Linked DNA regions of Homo sapiens: region 2 is linked to region 1. A link is an interaction called in ENCODE POLR2A ChIA-PET data of the cell type or tissue named here. Cell type or tissue: GM12878. All regions are shown on one strand. Each heading gives the region's core, and the rest is flanking DNA. Links, peaks and the distances in the headings are about the cores only. Region 1 overlaps CABP7 (calcium binding protein 7). Region 2 overlaps NF2 (NF2, moesin-ezrin-radixin like (MERLIN) tumor suppressor).

The links. ChIA-PET counts read pairs that join two places held together with the same protein. Peaks named below come from ENCODE experiments on the same cell type or tissue, not always from the same donor. Only the 100,000 strongest peaks of a DNase experiment are listed, where the experiment ranks them.
Region 2: POLR2A ChIA-PET joins it to region 1 with 8 read pairs; 3 of 35 experiments call an interaction of 5 or more read pairs at or near these places.

The regions. Positions count from the first base shown.
Region 1 is chr22:29,731,328-29,735,814 of GRCh38, forward strand. CABP7 (calcium binding protein 7) reads left to right here. Exons shown (of 5, transcript NM_182527.3): 5 at 1-506. ZMAT5 (zinc finger matrin-type 5) reads right to left here. Exons shown (of 6, transcript NM_001003692.2): 6 at 1-27. Among named protein-coding and RNA genes, the nearest start is that of CABP7, 14 kb to the left of the region's middle. RefSeq lists a silencer at 2,108-2,197. In GM12878, for the core only: no CTCF peak of the experiment used is centred there; a DNase peak (open chromatin) is centred at 2,264.
Region 2 is chr22:29,681,344-29,685,623 of GRCh38, forward strand. It overlaps NF2 (NF2, moesin-ezrin-radixin like (MERLIN) tumor suppressor), which reads left to right. Exons shown (of 16, transcript NM_000268.4): 15 at 96-258. Among named protein-coding and RNA genes, the nearest start is that of CABP7-DT, 36 kb to the right of the region's middle. In GM12878, for the core only: no CTCF peak of the experiment used is centred there; no DNase peak of the experiment used is centred there.

The DNA of each region.
Region 1 (4,487 bases), core at 1-4,000:
AAGACAGTGGTTCTGATGGGTTCAGCCCTAGAGAGAGAGAGAGAAGCGGGGAGAATAAGAGTGCACTACAGCCCAGGCTTATGCCACCCCCAGCCCACCTGCCTCACCACCCTGGCTGTGGGGAGGGTCAGCTGCCTGCATGACTTTTCTGGAAGGCAGAGCCTCGAAAATAGGCAGACCGTTTGAGCCAGCGACCTCACCTCTAGGAACTGAGCCCAAGGAAATAGCGGGGTTGCAGGCAGACATTGAGCTGCGAGACAATGGGAATAACCTTCGTGTCCACCTGTGGGGGACTGATTCAATACATATGCACGTCCACAGCAGAGAATGCCATGCGGCCTGTGTAAGAATTAAGGCAGATTTATATGCACTGATGAGGAAAGACATACTGTGTGATAGGGAGAAAAAGCAGCTTATAAAATAATGTATATAGCATGATACTATTTTTGTTTAAAAATATATAAAATATATAAATGCATAAAAAAATCCTGGAAGACACAGCAAAATGTTAACAGTGGTCCTATCTGAGTGGTGCCATTATGGGTGACTTTTTTACTCCTTTATATTTCTCAAAAGTTTTACGAGCACACAAGCCTTTGAAATCAGAAAAAAACATTGTCTAAATTTTTTTTTAAAGCCTAATTTCTCATGCTACTCACTGTCCTCCTCCTCAACGTCCACCCCGAGCCACCTCCCCTGGAACTTGGGGTCCATGTAAGTACTTGCCCTAGGAGAGGCATCCTCCGTGCCCAGCCCGGGGCACCCTGCCAAGGCCCAGCGATGGCCCCCCAACCATTCTTCCACCTGTCCCATACTCAGATCCTTCTGGCCTTGGGCCCCACGCATGCTGCTTCTCCAGGGCCGCATGGCCCTTCTCAGGCTTCGAAGTACTTTGAACCTTTGAGCACTTTGAACTCCCATCACCCCAGCTGCCTATACAAGACCTTTCTGGAAGGCAGAGCCTCAAAAACATGCAGACCCTTTGAACCAGCAACCTCACCTCTAGGAACTGAGCCCAAGGAAATAGCAGGGTTGTGGGCAGCCATTGAGTTACAGCAATAGCCGTGAGACAATGGAAGTAGCCTTCATGTCCAGCTGTGGGGGACTGATTAAGTACACGTGCACATTGGCCGGGCGCAGTGACTCACGCCTGTAATCCCAGCGCTTTGGGAGGCCAAGGCGGGTGGATCACGAGATCAGGAGATCGAGACCATCCTGGCTAACATGGTGAAACCCCGTCTCTACTAAAAGTACAAAAAAAAATTAGCCGGGTGTGGTGGGGGGCACCTGTAGTCCCAGCTACTTGGGAGGCTGAGGCAGGAGAATGACGTGGACTAAGGAGGTGGAGCTTGCAGTGAGCCGAGATCGCGCCACTGCACTCCAGCCTGGGCGACAGAGCGAGACTCCTTCTCAAAAAAAAAAAAAAAAAAAAAAAGTACACATGCACATCCACATCCACAGCAGAGAGTGCCATGCAGCCGCCGCCAAAATTCAGGCAGGAGCTCATCTGTCTTCCACTTAGGACTGGAGTCCCCAGAGGATGTAGACCAGGGGATAGGGGTAAGGTGTATTTGTACCCCAAGGCGCAGGGCCAGGCCTGGTGCCAGGAGGCCACCCAGTGATTGTGGAACAAACAGCAATGCTGAAAGATCTTACTGACCAGGTGCTATTCTGGGCCACACACCATGACCTAGAGAAACCTTAAGAATCCTCAGGCGAACCCCATTTTATAGATGAGGAAACTGAGGTGCAAGGAGTCAGTCACGTGACCAAGTGACACCCTCGGGATGAGGCCTGAGGGCCTGGAATACCAGCCCCACATCGGCTGCAGACACGGCCTTCCCACTTCAGCTCCCTCTGCTCTGGCACACTCCCACACCCCAACATCCAGCCTTCAGGCAAGGTGAGGCCCTGGCAGCTCCTGGCAGGCTCAGGGGCCCAGTGGCCAGCCCTCTGCAGAGAGAGAAGGGCTTGGGCCTGCGGAGAGGGGTTTGGAGAGGCCTCTGACCTCCGAGGGGGAGGTGGAGAGCCGGGGTCAGGAGCCCTGGGAGTTTCCCCTGCTGCACCCACCCAACCTGCCCCTCTCTGGACCAGACCTGCCATGCAGAGTCAAGGACTCCGGGGAGCTCTGGGTGCAGCCTCCAGGACCCCCAGGTGTGAGAGGACAGGGACATCCCCTGCTTCATGGCTCACTGCCTGCTAGAAAGTGCAGAAGGCAGCTCTTGACATGATTTATGGCACTGGGGAGATTTCATAAACTCCACCAGCCGCAGAGAAGGCGGGGAGGCTCCGCAGTTGCTGGAAGGGAGTGCCCTAGCTGCCAGCCAAGCCTGGGCTCCCTGCAGGGCCACAGGGACAGTGGGGATCCCCAGGGAGGGTGTGATCCTGGGGAGCCCCTTCCCCTGAGCCTCAGGCCCTTCCTCTAGAAAATGGGGCAGATTCCTGGGAACCTGGGACCTCCTGGGTCCAAGTCTCAGCCCCGTGCCCCTGCCTGCCCTGAGGTCCCGCCAGTAGACAGGCATACCCAGTGCCTGCTCACACACACTGGCACACTGCCAGGGCCCCAGACACGTGAGCCAAAGCCTTGGGGACATTGAGGTGCGTGTCTGGCACAACTCTGCTCGTAGCTTCTCTGGTGACCTGTTTGTCCTGTGCGTGAGGACAGGAGCCACTCTCTTGCATTTTCCCAGCCGCGGTCCTAATCAGAGGAAACAGAGTCGAGGAGGAGGATGGGCCAGGATGGCAGCGCCCGCCCAGAGAGGGGTGCAAAGGAGAGATTAAGAGGGATAGAGTCGCAAACTGAAGAGCCAACAATGGGCAGCAGGGCCAGGCCTGGCCTTGCCGAGGGATTAGTCTGTGTGTCTGAGGCCGCCGCTGCTCTTGACAGATCCCTCAGGGTCAGTCTGCGGAGGGGGATAAGAGCTATGCCACCAGGCTGGGGCTTCATGGACCCCCACTTCCCCATGTTTACAAGGAGGGCTGGCCTGGCTCACTGGAGAGGCTCAGCTCAGCCAGCGGAGGTTGGAGCCCGCAGGTCTCGGTTCCCCGAGGTGGGGTGGGCAGCTCTCTGTGCCTTGTACTCTGGGGGAGGAAGCAGATACCCTGAGAGGAAGAGGGGGTCCCCCAGGCTTCCAGACCAGGCCCCACAAAAGGCTCGCAGCACTAACACCTGGGGAACGCCCGAACAGCAGCCTAAATGCTCATTCATGCAGTAAACCTGTCCTGGGCACCCCCAAGTCTGCCCAGGCCATGCAGGAGAAGCGGGGGCTGGGAGGGGTGATGTCTCAGCTAGAGCTTCCAGGACAAGTCTGACTCTGCCAGGCAGAGAGGTGGGAGGCAGTTTCAGGCAAGAAAATAGCATGCGCAAGGTGCTCCAAAATCACAAATGATGCCTCATCTAAGCTGCTGCCGAGTGTCCAGTGGGACCACCAGTCAGGCCAGAGGCAAGAGGTGAGAAGGTGAGATCCGACTGGCTGCGGAGGCATCAGGGAGGGTCCCCCGCCCCAGCCCCAGCCCCAGCCCTGCAAATGGGGCTGTGCGGCCAGAGGTGGAGGATGTGGGGAAGCGCCAGGGCCAGGGTGCATCAGGGCTGCTGTGTGGAGGATCCCCCGCGGGAGCAGAGGGAAGGTGGGAGACCAGGGAGGGGCCGCTGGGGTGCCCAGGAGAGCCAGGGTGGAGGAAGAACATTGTTGCTGCAGCACTGCCTCCAGGCTGGAGAGGGAGCCAGGAAGAAAGTGAGGTAGCCTTGCGGGGGCTGGGGCTGGAATCCACCCCCTCCCATTAAGCAGGGTAGGGGGTGTGGATGCAGGGGAGGGGCTCAAAGCCCAGGACGGAGGGAAAGGCTGCTAGGCTTCAGGAGACCAGCCTGCCCGGAGACAGTTATGGACGCCCAAGGCAGCAATGGCAAAAGCAGGAATAAACGGTCACCTCCCTTCCCACAGCCCCTTTTTCTCAAGGCTGGACAGGCCTGCTCTGCCTAGAGAACAATTCATTTTGGCCCCAAGCCCTCAGGAGGCAGGAGGAAGGCAGGTGGCAGATCCCCTGGAAGGGGCCAGGCTGGGTGGCCAGAGGGACAATGGCCCAGAGCACAGGGCTCAGACCCCCTACAGCCAAGGTGGGCTCCAGTTGCAGAACAATCATTCCCAAAACAGTCACTGCCATCAGGGCAGCCTGCTGCTGCCACTGCCACTACCCACAGCCACACAGAGCCTTGGGCCAGCCCTGAACTTGGTGTCAGAGGCAGCCTGGGGTCTAGACACAGAGCAGGGACCTAGCTCTCTCTCAAGTGAGGGCTAAGGGCAGCAGGGCACGTGTGATCAGGATGGCCCCACCTCCTGGAGAGGTTAAGATTCCTCAGATGCAAAATGGGGGTGCCAATCTCCCTGAATGCCCCCAAACACTGGGAACACTGTAAGCACCAAACTCAATTCTCATATGGTCACCACTTCAACCTGTGACTAGGAGCCAGTCATTCAGCCTCAGTTTCC
Region 2 (4,280 bases), core at 1-4,000, 50 kb before region 1:
AGATCGCACACCAAGCAGCTTGTGGGCCGCAGAGCACCTGAGCCGTGTCTCACTGTCTGCCCAAGCCCTGATGCATGATACCCTCTTGCCGGCAGAGTGGAATACATGGAAAAGAGCAAGCATCTGCAGGAGCAGCTCAATGAACTCAAGACAGAAATCGAGGCCTTGAAACTGAAAGAGAGGGAGACAGCTCTGGATATTCTGCACAATGAGAACTCCGACAGGGGTGGCAGCAGCAAGCACAATACCATTAAAAAGGTACCCAGGGTCTCTTTCTTGTATTTTGCTGATCAGGACCATCATTAATGAAATGTGCGGTTGGCATCTGGTTTCCTCAGTAGCCAAGTCACTAGACTATTGGCATCTTTTGTATGTACTTAGTTGAGGAAATTTTTTAACTTATGCCAGAAAGGGAATTTAATCTGCCAATGACTATGAACCCATTGGCTGGATGGAAGTTGAGCTTGTGTTAAAAGCTCTGATGTAATGAACCCCTGTTACAGGGTGGATTTTGAGCCCTCATTTAGCAGTAAAGCATAATGCCCTTTTAAGCCAAGGGGTGTTATACCCAGGGAGCTGCCTTACTTTATGAGAAAGCAGAATGAAATGGAGGCTATTGAGAATGGACTTTCCCTCTAGTCTTGTGGTGTCTTTAAGTGGCAAGGACTATAAAACCAAACTGAATTTTTAACTTTTTTCATACTTAAAAGGAAGTGTCTAGGAAAGAACCTCTTTGTTTTAAAAGAGAAGACTTTATTACTTTGCAAATGGTTTCATATCTTTCTCTACTGGTATTTTGAGCTTTCAGCATTGTCGAGATTCAGAAGCTAAATTCCATACTAATTATCAGCCCAAGAGCATACCTCTCTCATTTGGGCCAAGCAGAAGGGTCCTCTCATACCAAATAATGCTCTGCTCTTAACTGATAGCCCAGGACCAGGTTAACACCTATAAAATAGGTGTTATTAAGATAAGACTGTCCATTGAGTTTAGGTGATACTGATACAGTTAATTTTTTATTCTTTACCTCAGTCTTTAAAATAGGCTTCCAGTTTTATGGACTGTCTCTGTTTTTAGTGGTTAAGCTGTATCTGAAAACTCCAGGGGATCTGTTTCTGCCTGCCTTCGTTGTTGGGTACAGTAGGCAGCCCTGACTTCTACCTCTCGACTCCAGTCACAACTGGCACCGGGTAGAGAATTCCTTTTAATAGTGCAACCTAGAAGGAAAGGCATTTCCACATTCCACATTCTTCTTTCCTCTGGCTTCTGTAATTTACTGGGCTTCCCTTCCAAAACAAAATTATTAAACAGTAAAGGGGAGTTCAAGGGAGGCCTCGGTCATTAAGGAAAGAGGTAAAACGATGGCTGAGCCAGTGAGCCAGTCAGCCCTTAAATGAACTGCCTCAGACACCCCATCTCACCCCTTACCCCCAGCCTTGTCATCTGGGTCCCAGGAACAGTCTCACCATTTCCACTGCTGCTGCAATGAGCAGTGCCCTCAGCCACAGAAACCTGCAGTGTGAGAGCTGGAGAGACCCCGTTCCAAGCCATTAAAACAAACAAAATCACTCATCACGATTTCAGGCCTATCCAAGCATTTTGCAGATGGCACTTATGGCATTGTTGATATCACAGGGTATGTTTTTGTTTTTCTTCATTTTATTTTGCTGGTTTAGCCTCAAGCCCAAGGCAGAAGACCTATCTGCATTTGAGCCCTCAAAGTAGGTTGTTCCCAGGTACTCTCTATGTGGTGATGGTGCTGCCCTCTGTGATACTAACCCGTGCATGAGCTTGCCTGTCTCTGTCCTCGGGCCACACTGAGCCCTTACGAGGGCAGGTGGTGCCTGGGTACTGGCCGCAGCATGCTTTGAGTCTAAAAGTAGGCACCCACCCTGTGAAGCCAGACCAGCCTCCAGGGCCCCAGAAGACTGCCTCGTTCCGAAGAGCATGTCATGGGGCTGTAGGACCAGCCATTCTTCCCATCTCGGGTCATTGTTGGGCTGGGGAAGGTTATGGCTTCTTGTCCAGTCAGGTGTGTCTAAAAGTCCTTTGTCTTGGTGGCATACTCCTAGCATGGAAATGGGGTCAATCTGGGCACTTTGGAGACTGGTGTGTTTAACTCAAGATCAAGACCTTTTATGCGTTGACAGCCTCTCAAGACCCATGGTCACACCTGGCAGCTTCTGGTAGTGGGGCAAAAGGGTTGCTTGTGCTGGCTCATTTTCCTTTAGAGCTTTCCCTTTCTGCACACATCCCTTTTCTTTTCAAATAAAGCAAACCCAGAGCACAGGGTCTGATATGTGAGTCCACGGGGAGTGGACTGTCTGTTCATCTGTGCTCAGCCACCTCTGCTTCAGCTTCCTCTCCATAGGCTGAGCAGAGATGTGGTCAGAGTGAACTCACATTGGAACAGTACACTCACGGCACCCTGGAGAGGAGCGGTCACTGGTTGCTGAGTGAATTAACCGAATGTTTGCTGCTTTTCTCCTGCAACAGTTCATTATTCCTCCAGCATGCCTAGGCAGTGGAGAGAATGTATTTTGCCCAATAATAAAATGACATCCTGCCTCTACTTCTCACCTAATCCCCAGTAGTACCCATGCCAACAAGCCCCACACCACCTGACAGCAGCATAGGATGTGTCCTTTGGAGTCTTCCCTGCAGTTTCTGCTCATAGAGTGGAATAAGCTCATTGGAACCTTTCTAACAAAAAGAGATCTGGCATAAGATAGATCCTACTTGTGGTCGTTATCCCATCAAGAGAGGTCAGCTGTTAAAGTCCCTGATAGATCTTATTAAAAGGTACACTTGAGCTGTCAGTGGTTCCAAGAATCCATGACATGAACCCTGTTTTGTATGCGACACTTTCATTTAGCGGGCTCCTGTTTCTTCAGCTTTCATATCCTTGTTGGCATTGATACCCTGATACAGAACAGTCCGCGCTCTGAGCAGGGCAGTTATGGCCAGCATTGTCACGGGCAGGCCAGCTCATGGCACCCAGAGCAGCCAGGTGGACCCACCTTGGTTTACTGAACTTTTTGTAACCATGGGGGCAAGCAGAAAACCCCGCTGCATTTCAGCCAGTGCTGCCAGGTGTTCCCTCCATGGGAAGGTGCTGCTCAACCTGAATGTGACTTCCTCTTTCTTCTTTCTATAATGATGCAGAATGCTGAAATTCTTCAGGGTCCTGATTTTGACTGTCATTTCTCACTGAGCTTTTACTGCAGACAAAAGAAGTTTCATTTTTAGTTAAATTTGCACTGCTCCTGGGACATACATGGATGCATTTATTTATTCATCCATTTTAATGTCTCGATGTGAACTTGTTTTTAAAGCAGGCTACCAGGCAGTTAATCAAACACTCGGGTTAATCAAGGGTTAATAAAAGCAGGGACTTGATGTTTAATGGGACAGGCATTCTCTCAGCATCACTAGATTCAATAATGCTGCACTATTAAATTTTGCTGCACATGAAGTTCAGTGCATGTTCCATTTTCTAGACTTTGGCAGTGCCTGTGGTCAGTGACCGGGACTGATGAGCAGCCACATGCCTGCACTAGGGTGGCTCTGGGGTGGTGCATGCTGCAGTCTGGCTGGCACAAGCCTAGCTGAAGAGAAGTACTGCTTTAGGCTTGGATGTGGGGATACCTAGATGTCAAGGGCAGAACTCCATCTAGAATGCCTGGGGATGAGATGCAAAAGCTGATAGTGAATGGAACAGTTTCCAATGTCCAAAAGCTTGCTAATCTGGGATCAAACCAGCCTGTGTTGATGTTAGTTTTGCTTTGTTTTGAGACACGGTCTCCCTCTGTCACCCAGGCTGGTACATTCTCGGCTCACTGCAACCTCCACCTCACAGGCTCAAGTGATCCTCCTGCCTCAGCCTCCCAAGTAGCTGAGACTAGAGGTACTAGCCACCACACTCAACTAATTTTTGTATTTTTTATAGAGATGGGGTTTCGCCATGTTGCCCAGGCTGGTCTCGAACTCCTGAGCTCAACCAATCTGCCCGCCTCTGCCTCCCAGAGTGCTGGGATTATAAAAGTGAGCCACTGTGCCTGGCCTGTTTTGTTTTTAATAAGGTTTTTTGTTTGTTTTGTTTTGTTTGAGACAGGATCTCACTCTGTCACCCACCTTGGTGACAGCCTCGACCTCCTGGGCTCAAGCGATCCTCCCACGTCAGCCTCCCAAGTAGCTGGGACTACAGGCATTTGCCACCATGCCTGACTGATTTTTTTATTTTTATTTTTGTAAAGATGGGTTTCGCCATGTTTCCAGGC